Linked DNA regions of Mus musculus: all the other regions are linked to region 1. A link is a loop called in an ENCODE intact Hi-C map of the cell type or tissue named here. Cell type or tissue: left cerebral cortex. All regions are shown on one strand.

Region 1 (8,000 bases):
TATATATAAATTATGATACTGCAGATTGAATTCACAGCCACATAAATGCTAAGCAAACTTTCTGTATGTGTAGGAGGATTTGTTTGTTTGTAGGTTTTTTTTTTCCTGTTGGGTGCCAATTAACTTGCTATGTACCTTGAACTTCTGATCCCCCACCCCCACCCCTCCCCGCCACCATCACCTCCACCAGGTGATATGGTAGTAGGGAAATCACACCCAGGGCTCCATGCATATTTGGCAAGCACTACACTAACTTGAGTTGTATTTGCTGAGCCGGCCTTCTAGCTCTAAGCAAGCCTCTAACATCGACTGACATCTGCAGCCCAGGAGGGTTCTTTGATGCAAAGCAGTCTGAACACAGCCTAGCAGAAAACGGTAAAGTACTTGACATTGCTATTGATTAGTCCTGACCTTTGACCCCGCAGCCTCAACATCAACTTATTTTGTTGTATATCGGTGGGTTGACTGCATAGTAACAAACAGTCTAATTAACGGTGTTTTGAGACACTGCTTTTCCAGTAGGAGTGCTTCCAAAACCTGCATATGATGTGTTTCAAACGCAGATGATGACTGTGGCTCTCAAACTATGGGTCAAGTCCCCTTTCGGAGTCAACCAACCTTTTCACGGGTGTGTGTGCGTGTGTCATATTATCAAATATCCTGAATATCAGATATTTACAATTCATAACAGTAGCAAAATTACAGTTATGAAGTAGTATCAAAAATAATTCTATGGTTGGGGGAGAGGTCACCACAACCCAAGGAACTATAGTAAAAGGTCTCAGCATGTGGAAGGTTGAGAAGCTCTGCTCTAAGGCATAGACAATTCCTTGCCTCCAAGCTATAAAACAATCATATGCTATGATGCATATTCTTTTTTAAGATTTATTTATTATTATACATAAGTGCACTGCAGCTGTCTTCAGATGCACCAGAAGAGGGCATCAGACCTCATTACGAGTAGTTATGAGCCACCATGTGGTTGCTGGGGTTTGAACTCAGGACCTCTGGAAGAGCAGTCAGTGCTCTTAACCTCTGAGCCATCTCTCCAGCCCTCTGATGCTCATGCTTTTTGCTGAGTTTTCAAGCAGAAAAAGAGGCTTGACAAGCCCAGCCACTGAAGGAAATTGGTTTTAACAACAACAACAAAACAAAATGGATTGCAAAATAATTAATTTTAGTAGATGCTCTTGGTCAGTTTTAGTTTAGGAAATGGGAAATTACTCTCATCAACTCGGAGTTTCTGATTGTGGAAATGTTACTAAACCCACACACCATTTACGGTACCATCCCGGAATCCTTCCAAGAGTCAGTTACAACTTTCTCCTGTCTTCTCTTGCTTCCACAAGTGGTTCTTCAGCAACTACCATGTTCTTGACTTCTGCCACACGGCTTGAGAGCACAAGCAGGAAGACATTGTCCTTAACTCTTTCTAGACATCAAAGTGTTGATGGAGTAATACGTAACCCTCTTCTTAAATAAGGAGTCACTTCATGGCTGCTCCCTGCTTGGGTTCCCTCAGATCCTTCCTGGGGCATAAATAAGAGTTTATACTTTATCTGCCTCTTTTTAGACCTCAAAACTCAAGTGAGCAGAACAGAACGGAGATTGTGAGACCAGGGAATGTGGTGGGTCACCCTCATCATTTCTGCACTCAACTGGCCGTCCCTTAGTCCTTCCCTCTGCCCTTCCTTCTTTCCATCTCTCAGTCCTTCCTGCCCACAGTCCTGTCCTTCCTGCCCAGGACCCAATGTTAGGGAATAAAACAGGTCAAATGATGGACACCTCCTCGTAAGTCATGACTACTGTGTCCAACAAAGTTTAAAACAAGGTATTTCAACGAGGTTTGTCCCTTAAAACAATTTTGTAACAATGTCAAGGTCCTGTGTTCCATTACCAAACAACAGAGATGTCTCCAAGCCCCCTCAGATCGTACCAGAGCCTCATCCCTTAAGGTAGGACAGTGAGACTTGGGGAAGAGGAGAGGTCAGGCTCAGGGCAAGGTGAGAATGCTAGGTGAGGGTCTTAGCAGGCTTTCCTTGGTCACTGGTGACAATTTAATGGTTACATTTTTTAGGATGCAACAAAATGCCTCCACGGAAAATGTCTAAAGCAAAATGTCAAGCAGAGGACAATAGTGGCACACAGTATTCCTGGCAATAGTATCCCACCATGCTCTGTGTCCAGGCTTACGACCTTGGGACTATCTATCACTACGGCCTGCATGGTGTGTGTTCTGTCATTCACGGGCAGAACAGATCGTCTCTCTTAGCATACTAGTCACATGTTCATTCAACAATTTATTCACCTATCCATCAAAATCACTCCATGATTAGTAAATACACTAGCAACTGATTTACAAATGGCCGGGTCATCAGATTTGGCTTATCAAGTTTGAATTCAGTGTCGGCGGCAAAGTGACAGCGCAAAGAATCTGCATCTTGATTTCAAGGTACTCTCTCCTGAGACGCTGAAGTGGAGGCTTAAGGAACTAGCAGGAATCTGCCCCACAAAGAGGGAAAGGGCATACTAAAGCAAGAGAAACATGTTGAGTATTTGAGGGACACTGGCGCTTCAACCCTAACAGGTGTGTCTGCCAAACTAAGGAGTTTGGATGTCATTATATAAACCGGGGAACCACTGGAGGATTCTAACAAGAGGACTGACATACTTCCTCTTGGGCTCACCCAAGGGTGTACTGTGGGAAGCCAGGGCTGGATGTAGACAAACTAGTTAGGAGCCTACTGCTGTAATCTCAGTGTGGAAGAATCTGAGAAATATTCCTGCACACCATACACTCAACATTGGACAGGTGAAGGAGGAAAGCCGGAGTCTTCGGATTCCTCCTTACAGACTAGGGGATTATTTGGGTAGAGGTACTACTGAGCACGCTAGGGCACACCGTGGAAGCATACTGATTTCTTTTTAGAGGGAGTCTGGGGGAGACATAGGTCTTAATCGTCACATCTGAGACCTATGGGGAATTGAAACCAAGAGAGGCATGAGTCAGTTGGTTTACTAGACTCCCTTTCAGAGTCAAGAAATTTGCAAAACCATGTGTACCTGGCAGCCTCATTTGGAAAGAACAAGTATAGCGATTTGGAAATATGACATTCTGCTTGCTAAAACCATTGAAAACGTAGAAATTAAGAATTAATTTTAAAAAGGGGGGCATTATGCTACCAAAATGACACAATGGAACAATTTATTTCCAACCTCTTATTAGAGATAAACGAAGGGGGTTACTTCTCACACTTGAAAATGAGCGGAGAACCTGGTGTTTAGATCAAGGAATTCTTTTTAGCGGGGCTGAGGAGCAAGAACTTAGAAACGCGCCCTCGAGTGGTAGTGGAATGAGGGGTCTCTAGCACCCCCTTTACCACCAAACAAAGCCCTGGGTAGAAATGCAATTTGCGAGGATCAAAAGGCCACCTCGCTCGTACCGCTTAACCGAAAGAACCATACGAATCTTCCAGGGGACAGGACACCCTTCTCCCCCTTACCTGTCACGCCGGCCAAAGGAAAATTTCACTTTCGACTCAACAAAAATAAACCCTCAGGTTTGACAGCTTGCAGTCCGTCCCGCTCTCGGCGACAAAACACCTACCAGCCGATGCTCCTAGTCTAATCAGAGCCTCGGGAGCCGACTGGGCAGGGCTGCGACCACGTGGGTGACCGCGGCCAGCAGCAGCAAGCAGCGCAAGGAGGAGGAGGGGGCGTGCCCAAGTGGTGGGAGGCCTGCTGGTAGGCGTGGCCTGTGGGGCCGGGCAGGTGGGCGTGGCCTGCGGCCCGGGGCTCCCTCCTCTCCCCTTTTGCCTTCGCCCTTCGAGCCGCCACGTAACGCCACGTCCCCGCGCATGCGCACCGCGGCTGGTGTCCGCGGCTGTTTCCGGGCTCGGGGGGCCGGAGAGGCTGCTGAGTAGGAGGCGGCGGTGGCGGAGGCCGGGGAGTGCGGAGAGCCGGCTCGGGGGCTAGGCCCTACGGGGGGCGGGGGGCGGTCGTGTTTTCTTTGGCAGAGGGGCTGGTGAAGCCGGCGGCTGAGCGACAAGATGAATTTCCTCCGTGGGGTGATGGGGGGTCAGAGTGCCGGACCCCAGCACACTGAAGCCGAGACGGTGAGCGCAGCGTCGCCGGGCCGGGCTGGGGCCGGGCTGGGTGGGTGAGATCGGGGCGTCTACGCCGCTCCCGTCGCCTGCCTTCTTTCCTTCCCCCTGCTCGGACGCGCGAGCTCCCCACGCGGCGGTGCAGCCCGGGCCGTGGTGACAGGAGGGCTTCGGGGACCCGGCACGGCGACGGACCGCGCGGCCCCTCCCTCCTTCCCTTTAACCTGTCGGCCGGCCAGCCTCGGTGCCGGCTGAAACCCGGCTCTACGGGGCTGGAAGGAAGTTAAGACCCAGCTGTTGGCGAAGGCTTGTGGCTAAGAATAAAACGATATTCTTGGGGCACAATGCCACCTGTTCCTGCCCCATCAGCTGTAAGAATGGGCGTTTGCCTAGGGTTGGTGGTTCAGACCCTACTTTTCAGGTTCACCCAAATGTGTCATGGGGCAATACTTACTCCTCTTGCACGCTGTAGTGATCTGCGCGCTAACCACTCTAGGGACTCTTCTGCTCTATTGGTGACATGATTTGTTAATGTTTTTCTTTTTTAATTATTAAGACATGGAAAACCGGCATTTGATTTTATGTTTAGGATACACTTCCTGGGAAGTTTGCAGAGCCAATTGGAAACTGCTGTGGATGGCTTACCTGAGAAAAATGAATTTAGATATACAGAAAAAAAAAAAAACCGCGTGTGACATTTTAAAGACAAACTTTGGGTAGTTGTCATAGCTCTGTTTTGTGGATTCAGAAGGGTCATAAAATAGGACCTGCAAGATAGGATGGAGTCTTTACTAATGAAGAGAGAATTAAAGTAACTTGACCAGAATCTTGGAGCTAGAATTTACTACGGGGGAAACTAAGAAACTAAGCTTTCTGCTAAGCTTAGACTTGATTGCTGATCCCGGGTTTCAGTTGTTAGCTGGCCCTTTTGGAAATAAGATTACCCACATTAATTAAGTTAGGATTACGTTAACTAACGAATGTAGTGTACTAATGTAGTTAGTGTAGTTTACGCATGTAGTTAGTACTGAGGGAGATGGAGGAGGCCTAGGACTGAATCCAGGGCCTGATTACATGGAGGGCAAGCATTCTGCCACTGAGCCAGACTTCCCACCAGGTTACAACGGAGCTGAAGGCTGTCACATGTGTTGTTTTTGAAAATCAGATCTCCTCTTCCCCCAATACCTGGCTTCCCTTGTTCCTCCCCACATGGCAACAAGGCTGCTGTTATTGGAAAGCCAGGGACTTTAGCTCACCACAGTCACAGCCCATCTCTTTAACCTTTCTGTGTTTTGTCTGATGTTTGTCTGTCAGAGACACACAAATTAAGAGCTGGCTTTGAAATGAGACCTTGATTTGAATCCAGGCTTCCAGGCTTGGTTGACTTGGACAGATCTGGGAAGGCTAATGCTTTCTAAGTAAAAAGTGCTGGCTCCTGTGGCTGTAATGAGTCTTTAAAGTTGAGAAACATGAAAGTGCAGCCCTTAGTAGATGCTCAGGAAAGGATGGACTTGACTCTAGTAGGTTAGGCTGAGATGATCCTTCGGCCTTGTCACAGTGACCTCTGTGGAAGAGGTGATGCGTTCTTCAGCGTTAGAGGAATTTGAAGCTGAGGCTCCTGGAGCAGCGAGAGGTCAAGCCTCCTCACTCTCCGCTCAGCAAAGTGACTTGTGCAGTTGGTACTGCGGAGCTGGAGCTGGGATGCTTGGTTCAGTGTGCATGGATCAGTATCATAGTTTTACATCATGACTTTATACTGATGCCCAGTGTCACCGTGGTGAACATGTAAAGAGAGACGAGAGGGATGCCCTTTTACTTCACTGGCTCTGAGAACTGAATCAGTAGTCTGTCTTTTGAGGACCGAGGTCACTGAGTTACTGTATGATCAAAGTTAGTTCTGAGTCTGTCGGGAAGTCCAGCAGGGCTCACGGGCCACTAGTTGACATGGATTTATAGAGCCTCAGTGGAGTGCATGGTGTACTATTAGGTGCTTTAATTGTCCATATTTGATTTGGCCTACGTGCTTGACTAGCCAAGGCTTTGAGCATCTACTATATAATCATCCACGACCTAGGTTCTTTTTTTTTTTTTTTTTTTTTTTTTTGCTTTATGGAAAATTTATTGCAACTCTCCAACACAGAATTATTTTTTCTTTTCAACATCTTGCTCTGCAGCTTCCTTCGCCCTTTTTGCTCGGATGCCAAAGAGTCGGGCATTGGCACGGGCCATTCGGAGACTGGCAAAAGCCTTAAAGTTCTTTTCTTCTTCTGTGATAACTCTGGCCTTTTCCTTTTTGTACACATTCCGGATGGGCATCACAGGTCCTGTCAGCTGGGTGGCCAGCTTAAGTTCTTCAGCAGAACTGTCTCCCTTCTTCGGAGCAGAAGGCTTCCTGGGGAACAGGATGAGCTTGGAGCGGTACTCCTTCAGGCGCTGCACGTTGGCCTGCAGTGACTCCGTGGACTTGTTTCGCCTCCTCGGGTCCACAGAGATGCCGATGGTGCGAGCCACTTTCTTGTGGATGCCAGCCACCCTGAGCTCCTCCAGGCTGAAGCCCCTGCCAGCCCGGACCTTGGTGTGGTATCTCACTGTAGGGCACCTCACGATGGGCCTGATGGGGCCGGACGCGGGGCGAGGGGCGATGCGACGCGCTTTCGCCTGCCGGGCCTTGCGCCTGCGGATCTTGCGCGCCGGCTGGTTGAACCAAGTGTCCACTCGCTGCTGCCAATCCTTGTGGAAGTGGGGCTTCAGTATCATGCCATTCCGGCTGGGCGCCATGGCTGCCTCCTATACAGGAGAACGGCCGAGGGGAAAGCACGACCTAGGTTCTTACAGTGCTGCAAAGTTAAATTGTATCGTCTTCAGAATGGCTCTGCATTCTTTCTTTTTCATTTTCTTTTCTAGTGAAAAGCCTCTTTTATCTGAATTTGACCTGTTCCTTTCTAGTATGCACTTCTAAAACTTCTTTGCTCAGTAAACTACAAATAATCTCTTTCCTCACAGAACAACCATTGCTGTACAACAAGGTGAACATGTCTTGTTCTTTCTACCGTCAATATGGTACACACACACATTATATATATTATGATCTATATTATACACAATAATTATAATATATAAAATGTATATGTTATATATATTATATATCATCCTTTAAAGTGTCTTTTTGTCCAAGAGTCAGTTGTATTTCAGATGTTTTTCCACTAGTAATATATGCACTATAAAAATTTCTTCACTGACATGTCACTGAGCTAAATCTCTAATCCTCCAACACATTTTAAAAAAATAGTAAATTAGATTTTTTTGTTTGTTTGTTTTGTTTTGTTTTTGTTTTTTTTTTTTTGTTTTTTTTTGTTTTTTTTTTTTGTTTTTTCGAGACAGGGTTTCTCTATGTAGCCTTGGCTGTCCTGGAACTCACTTTGTAGACCAGGCTGGCCTTGAACTCAGAAATCCGCCTGCCTCTGCCTCTGCCTCTGCCTCCCAAATGCTGGGACCAAAGGAGTGTGCCACCACGCCCAGCGATTTGTATTTCAAATAAACCTCAGACATTACGGTCAGAGCAACTTACAAATATTAGGCAGTAAACAATGGCATTGTATTCCTCCACAGTTGTTTGATAATTGAAGTCTCTGTGTCAGGCTTTTTGCTCAGAGATTTTTCTAGTGTACGGATTGCTTTAGCTGTTTTCCTACCGTTACTTTTTTCTTCCTTTATTGTGGAATGTGGGGGAAGGGGGTGCAGGGGGTGGGAGTGGTTTCTGTGCTTGAAATTGAACCTGAGTGAGTAAGCTCCACCCCAGGCCAGCTTAGCATCTCCTGTGTGGGACAGGAGTAACACTGCGCACTGTGTGTGCCTAACCTTTCATAGCCTCAGCTGAGAGCAGCTTTGGACTTTTAT
Region 2 (8,000 bases), 56 kb before region 1:
GCAAAATAATTCTCATTAATTTCATCTTAAATGGTCTCTCCCCATGTTCTTACTAAGTAAGGACATTGCTCTATTGCTAGTGATAAAAATGGCTCTTCAGAAAAATCAAATCTAGAAGCAGGCGAATTTCTGAGTTCGAGGCCAGCCTGGTCTTCAGAGTGAGTTCCAGGACAGCCAGGGCTACACAGAGAAACCCTGTCTCGAAAAACCAAAAAAAAAAAAAAAAAAAAAAAAAAAAAAAAAAAAAAAAAAAGAAGAAGAAGAAGAAGAAGAAAAGAAAAAGAAAAAGAAAAATCAAATCTAACTGCAAATATCTGGTCATAATTACCAATGCAACTAACTGCCTCAAGGTTTCAAATTTCAGAACATTCCAGCTTTTCAGACTGGAGATGTTCAGTCTATGCATACTTCAAAAATCTAAAAATCCTGCAACTTCCTTCAACACTTGTGGTCTCAAGCATTTTCAAACAAATCAAGGGACCTTTGATTCTCATTCTCTCTCTGACACAGGTGTCATGTAGTGCAGAACTACCTTGGGTTCCTGCTCTTCCTGCCTTCAGTGCCTCAGAAGCAAACTACAGTGTGACATCACTGAATGTAGTTTAATGGAGCAATGGGGATCAACCCAGGGCTTGCATTGCATGTTTTAAGAACTCTACCAACAAAGCTATATCCTCAGCACCCTTCAATCTTTGTGAGCATTAATACACACACACACACACACACACACACACACACACCACGCACTACAATTAATTGCATGAAATTTCATGTTATTCCCTCCTGGTTATTTCAATGCTTGGCGAGAACAAGCAAAATGAGTACTTGCGGAGAAGAAACCATACTTTCATACTGAAAAAGGTCAAGAAAACAAAACAATACCTAGATAAGGAGGGGAAATGCAGAAAAATAAACTCCCAACCTTGGAAGGGTAACATTACCATTGTTCCCAGGGAAAGAATGTCTCCAACAGCATACTGTAGCCTCTTTACCAGAATGTGCTATCAAAGGCTGCCCAAGCTCAGCCCCAGCTTATCTCCGGGACAGGAAGCTTATCCTACTCCCTCTGCAGGGCTCACTCTTAGGCCAAGGCCCATTCTCACTGACCCAAAGACTAGATCCCACTTTAGAATGCCAGCTCCATTTTAACACTGTAACTATATCCAAAGCTCTCAAATGTCTTTGTTTAAAGTGACTTTAGTGACCACAATACTATCTATCCACTCATTTTTAGGACAAGGAACAGATTTGCTGTGGCAACCTTGGATCCCAGAACTGCAGTGATAGACCTAAGGCAACCCTAATGATAAGGGGTGAGTGCTGAAGCACAAAAGCTAAACATGACCACCATTAAGAAATGATGTGCCGGGCTGGAGAGATGGCTCAGGGCTGGAGAGATGGCTCAGAGGTTAAGAGCACTGACTGCTCTTCCAGAAATCCTGAGTTCAATTCCCAGCAACCACATGGTAGCTCACAACCACTTGTAATGGGATCCAATGCCCTCTTCTGATGTATCTGGAGACAGTAACAATGTACTCACATACATTAAATAAATAAATAAATCTTTAAAAAAAAAAAGAAAGAAAGAAAGAAAGAAATGATGTGCCGAGCCAGGAATGGTGGCGCACGCCTTTAATCCCAGCACTTGGGAGGCAGAGGCAAGCGGATTTCTGAGTTCAAGGCCAGCCTGGTCTACAGAGTGAGTTCCAGGATATCCAGGGAAAAAAACCGAAAAAAAAAAAAAAAAAAAAAAAAAGGAAAGAAAGAAAGAAAGAAAAATTAATTATGTGCTGCCCCTTCTGAAACAAGGTCTCTCTGTGTAGCCCTGGCTGTTCTGGAATTCCCTCTATAGGACCAGCCTGCCCTCCACTGCCTCTGAGATTACAGGCATATGCAACCATGCCCACCCTAACATTACATTTTAAAGTTTAATGAGTATCCTCTGTTTCTTTTACCTCCTTGAATAAGGAAGATGTTAACTTCATTTACAGAAAAATGAAACTGATACTTAGAATTCCAAAGAGATCAAGGTTCCTTGGAATTAGATCAAGCACAGGAATCCTGTTCATCAGCATGCTGTTTTCATTATTTACACTTGTTTGCTCCAGGCCAGGTGTGGTGGCACACAGGTTAATCCCAGCACTTGCAAGGTAGAGGCAGGTGGATCTCTCAGAGTTCAAGGCTAGCCAGATGTATATAGAGAGTGAGTTCCAGGACAGTTGGGGCTATAAAGACCCTATCTCAAAGACGGGAGGGGAGGGTGGTGATGCAGCAGCATAATATGATAATAAGATTTCTGTGGACAGGAGACTCTGAAAGTTCAAGGCTAGCTTGGTAGGATACCACAAATTCCAGACCAGCCTAGACACACAGCAAATGCCAGGCTAGCTCAAGCTATACAAAGATCCTGTCCCCAAGAAACCAAATAAACACAATTAAAAAAAAAAAAAAAAGACAAGCCTGCTTTGGGGGTGGGAGGGAGAAAATAACAGGACAGCAACATGCAATCCAGCAAGAAATATCCCCAATGTTAGCACAGTAACAATTTTTGGATAGATAATCCAGAGATGATTAAAATAAACCAAGGCACAAAAAAACCCAATTTTTTGCTAAGAGTTTGGGGAAAACACACAGGTTTACTTTATCAGCTATCAAACACACATCTGCCAGTGTAGTAACCAGGTCCAAACTCTCAACTCTGTTCCACCCTCTTTCTGTTCACAAGCAATCCAACTTGTGCTTCAGTGTAAAACGTTCAAAGATGTCATTCATCATCCTCATGTCCACTCAACAGAAAAGCAGGACAAATTAAGGCAGTTTAGAAAATAACTTCTAATATTCATAATGTGTAATGACAATTCTGCAACAAAGGAAAAACTGCTGTCAAGAATCTAAGGGCACTCTATGAGTATCTGTAAATTTCCAGTAGCTGATACTGAAAATTTTGGTATTTTAATCTCTAATACAAGCTAGAGCTGCCCACACTGCCCTGCTACAAACAATGCCAACAATTTCTTCAAAACCAGAACTCACCTACTAATCCGGCTACTCAGGTCATTGAGTTAACATTTAGTCTAGATAGTAAACTTGCCCTAGGTTCACAGGCCAAGGCTGAACAAGAAACTGCCTTCATCATCAGCTAATGGTGGTTGGGTCTGGGTACTAGCAAGGCAAATTGGTGCCTTGAACATGTCATTCAGACTCTTAGCCAAAGTTAATCTTCTAAATTATCGAATGAATTCTTTACCTACAGACAGCCACCCACTCTGCAAACATTCCGGTACTCCATCTGAGGCTTGCTTCCCCCATCGCTAATTCTAGTTTTGTGTGCTTTGTTTGAGTCTAGGTCTTCTGTGTAGCCCTGGCTGTCCCAGAACTCTCTGTAGTCTACAGATCTGCCTGCCTCTGCCTCCTGAGTGCTGACATTAAATCGTGCATCCATGCCCGCCAATATTTTGATTCTGAATTCTCAATAACCTAAACCATCACAATAAACCAAGCCACTGGGAAACACACTTTGAAGCCGTTCTCACAATCAATTTGTCAGAACAAAACAATTTTCATACACTGAGATTAGATAGTGCATATGTCCGAAAACGGTAACGAAGGGACAATATATAATTCAGTCGTCCTAAGGTCCAAACTGACCGAACTCCCCCTCCCCCATTTTTTTGAGTCAGTATCTCACTGAGTAGCCCTGGCTGTCCTGTGGAAGTATGTAGACCAGGCTGGCCTCGAACTCAAAAGACCACCTGCCTCTAACTCCAGAGTGGTGGGACACTGGGTCCAAACCTAAAGACCATAAAGGGATCACTGAATTTCGCTAAATCAAGTGTTTACTCAAAGTTTGGTTCACATGCCTAGGGCTACAATAACTGCCAAATATGGAATTGGGACAAGAAATTACTATCCTCACTTAGAATTAGTGCATCCTTTTAAACTGCAGCTAATGGTTCCCCTGCCTAGGTACTTGGAACAAGCGAGGTATAGTGTCTAGAATCTAAAAACCAGAAACCTTAAGCTAATCAACTGCACAACAATCACACCCGGAGAGAAGGGGGCAATTTTCCTTGATTCAGATTTGCTGCACGTGTTTTGTTTTTAAGAAGCAAAAGGCATCTCCTCAATGTTTTTTGTGCTTTGGTTTAAAACTAGTTATATCTTGGGAGTAGAAATTGTGAACACGACCCTACAGCCCCCCCCCCCCCCCAAAGCACCACAGGGGTACCTAAATAAATCTGCCCTTAGAGACGCAGGAAAACCTCAATCAGACTCCACTAACGAAATCCACACCATTTAGGGAAACTTACGTTCTTCTCCCCTTGTCCTACCCCAAAGAATAGCAGGGGGAGAAAAGCCCATTCCCAAAGCACTGAAACGTCCTTTTTATTCCTGGGTAACAGGAGAGATTGTCTGCAGAAAAAGGACGTAGGAGACGCACGTTACAGTCCCAGTATCCGAACACGTTCGGGATAATCCGGGGAGGGCGGGGGGAAACGCCGAGCACCCGGCAAGTGGAGCGGCGGCCACCTTCAACCCCGGATTCAGTTTCCGGGCACAGAAATGGTGCCCGGAGGCCGCTACTTTCGCATCTGCGTTGCTTCTGCCTCCGCCGACACGGCCTCCTTCCCCTCCCCCACGGGCGGGGCGACGACCGGGAACTAGGGCCGCCGGCGAGCGGAGGAACCAGGCGGGTGGGCTTCCTACCCTGAAACCGCCTCTGCAGGAGCCCACTGCCCCGCTTCGCGGCTTGGCGCCCGTTGGCGCGCTCTGGGAGCTGGCGGCGGACAGGGTACCCCCGGGCTGCTTCATCCTAGCAATCCCCAGCCCCACCTGTGCCCTCCTCTGCACCACGCGCGCAGGTCATCCTCCTCCCCACGCAGCCTTCCGCTCACCTTGCAGGAAAGGCTCGGCTCTGCACGCACGCACGCACTCTTGCTGGCGTAGGCAGCCGGCGAGAACAATGTTTCCGCCGCACCAACCCCGACACCAAGCGCACACACCGGACGGTTGCCGCGAGCCGCGGAGCGGAGGGAAATGTCCCCTGCCGACCACCACACCGACCGCCCCTCTCGGCCCCCGTACACACCTCCAACCAACAGCGGCGGCGGGCACGTCGCGCGGAGGTCAGTAGTGTCGCGGGATCGGCCGCAGCAGATTCTCCTCCCTCGAAGCAACCCGAGGCTTCGGAATCCGGAGAGCCGCGAGCTCGGGGCCCCTCACAGCCACCTCTTCCCGAGAGCCTAGAGCTGCAACGAGCTCCAAGAACACGGACGTCCCGCCCCCTTTGCCGCCGCCCCCTCTTATTGTTTTACCCCTGCGGAAAGGGCTAGGGAACCCCCCAGCACAGCGCCAGCCAATCAGGCATCAGTTTGGAGAGCTAGACCCAACCTTCTCGCGTCCCACTGCGGAGCACGCGCAGAACGGCGCCGCGCTCGCTCGCTCGCTCGCTCGGGCGTCCGGAAAGCCAGGGAACCGGAACCGGCCTAAAGTCGGGGCGAGAGCCCGCTGATTTGACGTCACAAGGAAGCTGCCTTTCTCTTGCAGTGATGCTGAAGCCTCCCTGTCCTCTCAGGTGGCGCGAACAAAAAAGATGGCTCGCCGCTAACCAGTGGCTTTTACAAACGGTTATTCCTGGAGCCTTTATTCGTGATAAGAGGGAGCAAATTTAGTAATGGTCCTGGTTGCTGCGTTATCGGAGCATTAAAATGCAGTTTTGAACTCTGCACAGTGAGCTCACCTGTATTGCTTAATTAGCCTGTTTTAGGAAATGGAGGTTTAAAAGTCTTTCTCATCAATGTCAAACAGCTAGTTTTAAATAAGGGTGCCGAGCTATGGAGTATGGGGAAAGTATGACATAGGCTGTATGGGCTTGGGGCTTTTGTATGGCCTTGGTGGCTTCATCCTTAAATGGAACTTACTGGAACAAAGGCTGAAAGGCTTAAAATTTAAAAAAGAAAAAAAAAGCCACTTATAAATCTATGCCACTGGGACTTAGTTATGGAAACAACACTGCTTCATGAACCTTGATTCATGGGGAAAAAAAAGCCTTTGTAGACCAAATGTTACTTTGCCACTAATAGCAATGTTTTCAATTTCAAGATAGCAGAAGAAACTGGGAATGAAGCTATGAAACGGTGAAAGGAACGGAAGGGCAATTGAGAGGAATAGAACACATTTTAATCAAGCAAAATGCAGGATTAAATACATCCTCAGTTTTCCCTCACAGTAGAGATTTCCTAGAAGAAGAAAAAAAAAAGGTTCACAAAAGGCAATGCTGATTGGTACTTGAGCCTCCAAAATCTACACTGGCATTATTTTGGATTGCTTAATAATTTTTATATGCAAAATATATAGGCAGACCATCATTTATTAAATGACTCTGAGATGGTTTTTCTTAATGCATTACTTCTGCAGATTACCTTTTAAGTACAGTGTTTATAGACCAGATACGCTACTGGTATTTTATAAAAGTCACTTATGTCTCACAAAAACCCACTTACGTAATTACCTATTTGAATGCACACTTTACAGATGAGGAAAGTGAGACTTACGAGACGGTTTACCCTAAGGACACGCTCGTATTACTCATCTCAGCCAGGCTCGGGGCTACATACCTCTAATCCCAGCACCTGGGAAGCAGAGGCAGGAAGATCACAAGGTCTAGGCTGACCTGGTCTACGAAGCAGATTCTAAGTCAGCCAGGGGTACATAAGGAGACTCTCTCGATAATACTCAAACAAACAAGGACTACTCATGTTAACACAAGCACTCTGCATCCATACCCCACACCCCTAATTGTAAACGACAGAATGCTGCTACTATTGACTGCTAAAATTTCAACTGTTTCCAATCACATCGAATGCTTCTGGTTTGTTTTGGATATTTCAAGACCAAGTTTCTCAGTGTGGCTCTGGCTATCTTGGAAGTCACTCTGTAGACCAGACGGGTCATGTGTGATACCATGCTGGGCTCCATGCAGTGTTTTTGTAAGTATTCTTCATCCTGTAACCTGAGATAAGGTGTGTCTCCAGGCCTTGCTGTGCATGGGATCAGATCGGGGTTTGTTAAAACTCCCCTCAGCGTTTGTGATTCTGCAGATGTGTGCTGAGGGCTGAGAACAGGCACATCCCACAAGTACCAAGGGATCATAGAGCTGCTCTGGGAAACCATTCTACCACCCCTAAGACAGAGGGCAGCAAATGTCACTGAAGGAACAGCAAGTATCTTCTTCAATCTCCTCCTTTTATAATCCTTCAAAGCATAAGAATAATTCTAAGCTTAGCCCCAGGACTAACAAAAGCAGGCCTCAGGCAATCCCTGCCACTAAGACATACCAATTAATGTTACTTGTTTAAAAAAAAAAAGAGAGACTCAATTTTAGTAAATTAACTAATTCCCACAAGCAACTAGCATTTCTTATTTCCTAAATGTCTCTCGTCTGTTCTCTGAATACCGTCAGCTTTGCACGGGGTCAGGCTGGTTTCATCTTTCCATGATGAAGTAACAGCCTAGTTAATCTCTCTGCCTTTCAAAATAACCACTGTGAAGCAACCACTGTCCCCATGGACCAAGCAAGGAGGCCAGTGTGAGTGATATTCAGTCAAGTGGCTCAAGCCAAAACCCTGAGTGTGACCCTTGACCTCACCCTTTCTTTTATCAGATCACACAGCCAATTGTCAGTAAGTGTCAGCTCCCTCTATCCGAATTCATTCTGGATTAGACACAGCACTGTTTCTCCTGCTGTAGTAGGTAAAGCCTACCACAAACCTTTGCCACTTTGCTTAATTCCAGTATAGCTCACCCTTCTCACAAAAGCCAGACCCTCTGGGTTGTTTGTTTGTTTGTTTGTTTGTTTGTTTGAGACAGGGTTTCTTTCTCTAGACCAGGCTGCCCTCAAACTCAGAGATCCGCCTGCCTCTGCCTCCTGAGTGCTGGGATCAGAGACGTGCACCACCACTGCCTGGCTAAACGCCCAGTCTCTTACAGCTTCAAATCAG
Region 3 (8,000 bases), 94 kb before region 1:
GACAATGCACTAGGTGGTGGTAGTGCACACCTTTAATCCCAGCACTAGGGAGGCAGAGAGGCAGAGACAGAGGAGGCAGAGGAGGCAGAGGAGGCAGAGGAGACAGAGGCAGAGGCAGAGGCAGAGGCAGAGGCAGGAAGATCTCTGTGAGTTCCAGGCCAGTCTGGTCTATGGAGCTAGTTCCAAGACAGCCAGAGCTACACAGAGAAAACCTATCTCAAAAAAACAAACCAAACAAACAAAAAAGCATTTGTACTGCTCTTCCAAAGGACCTGGGTTTGCTTCCCAGCACCCCCATAGTGGACCACAGTCATCTGTCAGGGGACCCAACATCCACTTCTGGGCACATGCATCAGGCACGTGCATGTATATGGTACACACAGATATATGTACAGGATACACTCATACAAATGAAGTAAAAATTAAGCAAATCTGCCGGGCATGATGGCACATCCTAGCATCCAGGAGGCAGAGGCAGGCATATTTCTGTAAGCTTGAGGCCAGCCTGCTCTACATAGTGAGTTCCGGGACAGCTGCAGCTATGTAGAGAGAACCTGTCATGAACACAAGACAAAACTAACTAAATAAATAAGCCTTAGAAAAAGTTTATACTGGATTCAAAATATCCAAGTTGGAAGTCTTTATGCACTTTCAACTTAATTGTAAAAAATTATTACAGCATAACCACTGAATTAATACTGAACTTTTGGTAAATTTTCTCATCATACTAATTATTATTTTAAACTTGAGTCACTTAAATTTTATAGATATACAGGATTCTTTCACATCTGGATATAAAGTGTTTTCTGAATAAAGTCTATCATAAATGGAATCTTATTTTATCAATAATTGACAAAAATCCAGCAACCAGTTTTTTATATTATATATTTTAATAAAGAAAAAAATCATTATTTGGGGCTGGGAATGTGACTAGTGGTAGAGTATATGCTTAGCACGGGTATGAAGTCCCTGGGTTTGAATCCTAGACACACACACACACACACACCCATACACACACACAACCATACACACACACACCCATACACACACATACACTATACACACACACATTTGTCCATCATGCCCAGCATAAATTAATTTTTTTAAATCTGACTTTTGAATTTAAATTCCAGCAGCCATGAATAAAAAAATATTGCTCTAGATCCTGATTTGGTTTCAACATGGGCTGGGGAAGACTTAAACTTTAGGTATATTTATATTTTAAAATATAAATATTAGGTGATTATACTCAAATGACGACTCACAGTTGAATTTTTAAGAGCCTGACCATACCAAAAAAACAAAAACAAAAACAAAACAAAAAAACCTTATCACAACCTCTTGGAAGGAAAACACTTCTTTCCACTTAATATTAATCGCATATGATATATAGAGCTAACTTACCCAGACAAGAAAAAGTGGTGATGTTTTAGTGGCTTCTAGTATATTCATAGAAAAGGGGGAAAACCAACCAACCAAACAAACAAAAAACATTGACTTTTTATTCTAAAAAATTATGATAATCCAAAGTATATATTACATTTTCAACACTTGTCACCTAAGTGTGTGTGTGTGTGTGTGAGAATCCAAAGTATATATTACATTTTCAACACTTGACACCTAAGTGTGTGTGTGTGTGTGTGTGTGTGTGTGTGTGTGTGTCTGTGTCTGTGTTAACCCAGGGCCTCCAATAAGCTAAGCAGGTGTTCTTTCTACCACTGAAGTACACCATCCAGCAGCCATTATTTGCACAGTGTAAATGGAGATCAACACAGAAAAGAGAAGATGGAGAGAATGAAAAGAATCCTAATTAAAATCAAATTCAAAACTCTTCACTATCTTATTACCACTTTGGGTATTAGATTCTACTTAAAACTATTTACAGTGTCATAGGCACTGACTTCCCATATAGTTCACATTTTAACTTCTTTTTACCTTTAATTACTTTTATAATAAAAAATTTACATTTGGAAAAACCTTCAGTGTGATTCTAACTGGCATAGTTTTTAACCTTCCCTTAAGTATATATTGTAAAGGAGTAAGCTTTAGGCTAGTGAAAATAATACAAATAGCTGGAATCTATAGCCTAGATCGTTTTTAAACATATTGTAATTGGCATCCTAGATATTTAAAGATGCAAAATGAACCAAATAAAAATGACCTTAATCATGTCTAAAAGGTTCTGAAACATATTATAACCTAGTATTATACAAGTGAACTAATCCAAATTTATTTTCCCAACCATGTAGACACACTACATAGAGCACACCTACTTGTTCAAGTGGGACTGTCTAAAATACCTTAAGAATATCATGGCCTAAAATATGCCTTGTTTCCTCAGTAACTTATAACCCATCAGTTTCTTGCCTTCTCACTCTTAAATCTATGGGTAGCACGTGGCATACAAAAAAGAAGTCTGGTGCGATGGCACTATAATAATTTAGGATATGTGCCATACAAGCATACTGTTCAAATACTACCAATGTTCTTTGGTTAAAATCAAACTGAAATTTCTTATACATAAAAGAACGAAATAACTGGGTTTTTACAAAGTATTATACTTACTATTTCTTCCAAACCCTTCACATGGAAAGAGCCAAAGGTTTTCAACTTGGAAACAAATTTAAGGTGATATGCATCTCGCTAGCAGATCTAAAAAGATGCTGACTAGCTAGCACACTAGCAATCCCAGTATTGGGATTTCCTCTGCGGACGCAATTACCGGTCCTAGGTGAAGCAGGCAGGGAGGCAGATTGGCTTCTGCCCTCCGCAAGCTCACACTTCCGAGGACTACGGGCCGCATGCTGCCGTCGTCAAGGCAACGACCTCACTCGGTCCCCAGCCATAGGCAGTCTCCAGAGAGAGAGAAAGGGCCCGAGTCAGAATGCGTCTGCGACAGGCAAAGACACAAGCACCTGTCAAGGACAACAGCTGCAGAGAAACGAACTGAGGAAAACAGAGCACCGCCGGCCGAAAGCCCTCGGGTCGCTCAGCTCAGGGAAGCAGCACCTCGCCAAGTAGCCCTAGGCGAAGGCGTTGGCCACCCTAGCTGCAAGGGGCGGCTCTCACCCGCCTGGTCCCGCCCCGCCTACGGCGGAGCCTCCCTGATCCTGATTGGCTGAGGCCTGTCGTCAGGCGTTGTGATTGGCTCTGTGCCACCCCGCCCCGCCCCTTCACCTGGAGCTCGCAGGTTCGCTCAGCTGACGGCCTCGTCCCCACACCTACGGTCTTAAGTTTGTAGGGACCTTTCTGCCGGCGCCAGGAGACCTCTGCTCTCAGGGGACCGCAGGTTGCCCCAGTGGCCACGAGGAGAGCCAAGGTGACGGTTCGCTGGGACTGAGGAGACCATGAGATTTCCCAGCTTGCCCGCCCGCGGCGCGGCGGGGCGCTGCGGGGCGCGGGCCCCACCCGGGGAGGTTCCGCCCAGCCGCGATTCCTCGCTTCCTTTCGGTTCCGGGCGGTGGACCGGAAGAGCCTAGTAGTTTATTTAGCCGAAATTGGTGGGATGAGATCTGTTGACAGACCTGACAGGAAAAAGGACCCTGGGACGCCAGCCTGGTAGGGAAAGATTTGGGGTGGAGCCCAGAGAGGACCAGAAAGCAAGAAAGGTAGGTGCTGACTGCAAGCGGCGCAAGCTGGAGCTTAAAGCTTGCCTTCAGCTTGAAGACTAGATTAGCCACGACAGGGCAAGATCGGAAGACCATTACCAAGCATATGCTGACGTCGTACGAGAAGCCGGGAAATGCTTTATCCCTCCTTATTAAGGGACTGAGATTGTAAGGCCAAATAGTTTTACTTGTATTCACCTATAGCCACACAATTTGTACTCAACTAAATATGTTTTTTTTTTTAATAGCTCGATCCAGGAAAGTATCCTTGATAACAGACACGTATATGCCTAGCCAGCACCCAGGGGTTATTCTTGCATAGTAAGGTGTAAGAGCAATTGTTTTATAATTTTTCTTAGTTCGGTACTGCATTAATCTCCCGGTGCTCAGTTACCATCATTCACCAAACTGCTTAAAATCGAGTTCCCGAACCTACAATTTTGAGAACCACCTCTGGAAACAGGGTATGGGTTTTTGGTTTTTTTGTTTTGTTTTGTTTTGTTTTGTTTTTTTGGGGGGGGGTTGTTTTTGGATAACCCAAGATGTGAGTTATAATGTAGCAATGAGCTGTGACCAACTTGAAGATAATTCCCATCGCTTTACTCTAGATTGTAACAAACCCCATGAGGTTTAAATAGAAAAATATTTATGAGTGTTCTGCCTGCTTGTATGTCTGTGCACTGTGAGCGTGCTTGGTGCCCACAGAGGTAAAAGAGGGCGTCAAGACCCCCTGGAACTGGAGTTACAGTTGGTTTCTGATTGCCGTGGGTCCTCAGGAAGAGTGACAGGTGTGCTTGGCCACTGAGCCATCTCTCTAGACATTCATGTGAACTTTTATGTACAAACAGGTTTATTAGGGTGGGAACCTCATATTTTACTTTTTTCCAGTTTTACAAAAAATAAACAGTTGAGTAGCAAAATTAGTGGTATACATGGGAACTGAAAGGACAAAGGCTATAAAAATGGTGAACAGGTGTTGCTTGAGAAAATATTTAAAAGTTGGAAATAACTGTAAAGGAACTAGAGGGTAGTCAAGAAGTACAAGTTCCTTTGGGAAATAGGGTAGTTCAGTGATGGCATGCTTGCTTGGACTGCACAAAGCCCTGGGCCCCACATCCAACAATTTATACACTAAGGCATGATGGTTGTGGCACAGCCCTCTAATCTCAGCCCTCGGAGGTAGGGAGCAGGAGTGCCGCAAAGTCAGGTCTCTCTCAGCTACTGACCAAGCTCAAGACCTAGCCTCTGTGAGGCACCATGAAGAAGGGAAGGGGGAGGAAGATTATTCTGTCTGTCATCCGATTACTGAAGAGGAAGGAGATAGATGTTATGTAGAACAACTAGGATTGCTGTTTTCTTCTTGAACCATAAAATAACTGGCAGAGAAAAATGGTAGGGAAGGAGGCAGCATCAGTAATTCCTGAAATACTAAGTGTAAGGGTTTATTAGTCCAGAAGAATTCAAGGAGAGAAAACATGCACATTACCTAGCCTAAATCTTTAGTAAATTTCATTTTTCTATTAAACCATACTGGTCAGCCTGGCACGTAGTGAAAACTTTAGTCCCCAGCAAGCATATGTCTTGAGTTCAAGGCCAGCCTAGACTATACTGCAGGTTCCAAGCCAGCCAGAGCTATATATTGAGACCCTGCCCCAAACAAAACAACAAACATACTGGTCAGATTGAGGCTCAAGAAAATAGTAAGTTTAAACTCCTAAAGGTAGGTAGTTATGACAAGTTTCAATTCAATAGGAACAGAATAAAACGTTTAGTGTGCCAACTGAATCTGTGCACCATGAATCTACAGTGGAAATGGACCTTGTTTCATACAGGATGCCAAGTTCCAGGGCAAGAATGGAGAAAATGAGGAATATAATACCTGGTGATTAAACACAGGAGGTAAGGAATCAAGAATGGTGGAAAGGCCAGGCATGGTGGCGCACGCCTTTAATCCCAGCACTCGGGAGGCAGAGGCAGGCGGATTTCTGAGTTCGAGGCCAGCCTGGTCTACAAAGTGAGTTCCAGGACAGCCAGGGCTACACAGAGAAACCCTGTCTCGAAAAACCAAAAAAAAAAAAAAAAAAAAAAAGAATGCTGGAAAAGCTGGTACCCAGCTAAACAAATAAGATGAGTTATAATGGCTCTTAAAATTAGAAATCACCAGAATAAGTGAAAAATGTTCTAAGGAAAACACTGGAAATGCCTGAGGTAGAGCCCAGCCCTCCAGACACAACAACAAAGCAAAGCATAAATAGGCTAAGAAATACAACTACTATTCCACTTCTCCATCCCCACCCAAGAACAGTGACAGCTTCTATTCAGATGCTGGGAGCTATGCTATTGGCAGCAGCCAAGTGGAAACCCAAGTGTCCATCAGCAGGGTTTAGCTCTAGCATTTTCATTCAGTAGAACACTGGTTCTCAACCTGTAGACTATGACCCCTTTGGGAGTCACATATCAGATCTCCTGCATATCAGATATTATGATCATAAAGTAGCAAAATTAGTTATGAAGTAGCAACAGAATACTTGTATGGTTGGGAATCACAATATGAGGAACTATTAAAGGGTAGCAGTGCTAGAAAAGTTGAGAACTGCCGGGCGGTGGTGGCGCACGCCTTTAATCCCAGCACTTGGGAGGCAGAGGCAGGCGGATTTCTGAGTTCGAGGTCAGCCTGGTCTACAAAGTGAGTTCCAGAACAGCCAGGGCTACACAGAGAAACCCTGTCTCGAAAAACCAAAAAAAAAAAAAAAAAAAAGAAAAAGAAAGAAAAGAAAAGTTGAGAACCGCTGGATTAGAGGTGCTCTGGATCAGGAAATGACCACTAATGTGTATAGGGTTTCTTTTGGGAGGTAAGGAAGATATTCTGGAATTAGATAGTAGTGATGTTTATATAACCTTGTAAAATCTACTAGTACTGAATTGCACACTGTTAACAAGGTTAACAGCAGGTAAAGTTGCCTGCAAACAAGCCTAAAAACTTAAGACTGATGGCTGGGATCCATAGTGTGGAAGGAGAGAAGCCAAAAGCCATCTTCTGATGTGACACTCATGCACAAGCGCACCTCCCCCCACACACAAACATTCTTAAAGTTACTGTAAGGTATGTAAACTCTCTCGATTTTAAAAAAATCTATGGAAAACACCCATCTCCCCAGAAATCCTTTTTTCAATGAATTTGTAAATCTTAAGCTTACAGTAGATCGATTCTTTTCCTCACACTGACAGTCATCTCTATTAAACTATTTCATGACCATTATCACTTTACATCTAGTCATCCAAAGATCAGTATCTACCAGTGAATTCTTGCCTCCCTACACTTACCCCCAATCTCTCCAGTCCTGAGAACCTGATTATCACGAGCTTTTTAGTATCGCCTCAAGTAATCAAGTGACAGGCTCCTAAAATGTTGGCAGTGTTCTCTGTCACAGTATATTTTACAACATGTAACTATGAATGCAACACACCACTGTATTTAAAAACTAGGGGCTAATGTATAATGAATGCAAGGCTGTTTTTTAATCCCATCATAAGAGGAGAAACAAAACCAAAACTGGACTGACTCATTTTGTAGTTCTAGAAAAGTCAATTCTGTTTGCAACCTATGCCGATTTCATTTATTAAAAACTTAGAGGGGCTGGAGAGATGGCTCAGCGGTTAAGAGCACTAACTCCTCTTCCGAAGCTCCTGAGTTCAGATCCCAGCAACCACATGGTGGGTCACAACCACCTGTAATGAGCTCTGACGCTCTCTTCTGGCACGTCTGAAGACAGCTACAGTGTACTTATTTATAATAATAAATAAATCTTTGGGCCAGAGCGAGCAGGGTTGACTGGAGCAAGCAGAGGTCCTAAATTCAATTCCCAACAACCAGATGAAGGCTCGCAACTGTCTGTACAGCTACAGTATATACTCATACACATGAAATAAATCTTTAAAAAAAAACAAAACTAAAAAAACAAAATTTATGGCCGGACGTGGTGGCACAGGCCTTTAATCCCGGCACTCAGAAGGCAGAGGCAGGCGGATTTCTGAGTTCGAGGCCAGCCTGGTCTACAAAGTGAGTTCCAGGACAGCCAGGGCTATACAGAGAAACCCTGTCTCGAAAAACAAAAACAAAACAAACAAACAAAAAACTTAATTAGAGCTAGGTATTGTGGTACATACCTTTAATCCCAGCACCTGCAGCCAAGCTAGCCCGGCCTACATAGCCAGTTCTAGGACATCCAAGGCTATATTGACTCTCAAGGGGGATAGGAGTGAGAGCCAACTCTACATATTTAGATCAGAGGTCTCAACCCACTCCCACAACAAAGGCTGTTCAATTTGGAGATGGAAGACATAGCATACCACTTCTTCCAAGTTCCACATAGCTCATGCTTTGCTGTCTGT

The links. Hi-C counts contacts between places; a loop is a spot of excess contacts. Peaks named below come from ENCODE experiments on the same cell type or tissue, not always from the same donor. Only the 100,000 strongest peaks of a DNase experiment are listed, where the experiment ranks them.
Region 2: a loop joins it to region 1, with 5 times the contacts of the local background. A loop is called at or near these places in 17 of 42 quality-filtered maps.
Region 3: a loop joins it to region 1, with 8 times the contacts of the local background. A loop is called at or near these places in 2 of 42 quality-filtered maps.

Annotation. Positions count from the first base shown.
Region 1 is chr5:92,134,049-92,142,048 of GRCm38, forward strand. It overlaps Uso1 (USO1 vesicle docking factor), which reads left to right and starts at 3,890. Exons shown (of 24, transcript NM_019490.1): 1 at 3,890-4,115. The coding sequence starts at 4,050. It also overlaps a transcript of G3bp2 not described here and the pseudogene Gm15710. In left cerebral cortex, CTCF peaks have their summits at 3,336 and 4,251; DNase peaks (open chromatin) are centred at 3,757 and 4,240; H3K4me3 peaks cover 2,553 bases; H3K27ac peaks cover 1,231 bases.
Region 2 is chr5:92,078,440-92,086,439 of GRCm38, forward strand. It overlaps G3bp2 (GTPase activating protein (SH3 domain) binding protein 2), which reads right to left and starts at 5,305. Exons shown (of 11, transcript NM_001080795.2): 1 at 5,090-5,305. It overlaps Gm46933, which reads left to right. Exons shown (of 2, transcript XM_017321256.1): 2 at 4,433-5,726. The coding sequence ends at 5,134. In left cerebral cortex, no CTCF peak of the experiment used is centred here; DNase peaks (open chromatin) are centred at 4,604 and 5,381; H3K4me3 peaks cover 2,971 bases; H3K27ac peaks cover 2,162 bases.
Region 3 is chr5:92,039,622-92,047,621 of GRCm38, forward strand. It overlaps Cdkl2 (cyclin-dependent kinase-like 2 (CDC2-related kinase)), which reads right to left and starts at 3,421. Exons shown (of 14, transcript NM_016912.2): 1 at 3,178-3,421. In left cerebral cortex, no CTCF peak of the experiment used is centred here; DNase peaks (open chromatin) are centred at 3,131 and 3,428; H3K4me3 peaks cover 2,203 bases; H3K27ac peaks cover 1,555 bases.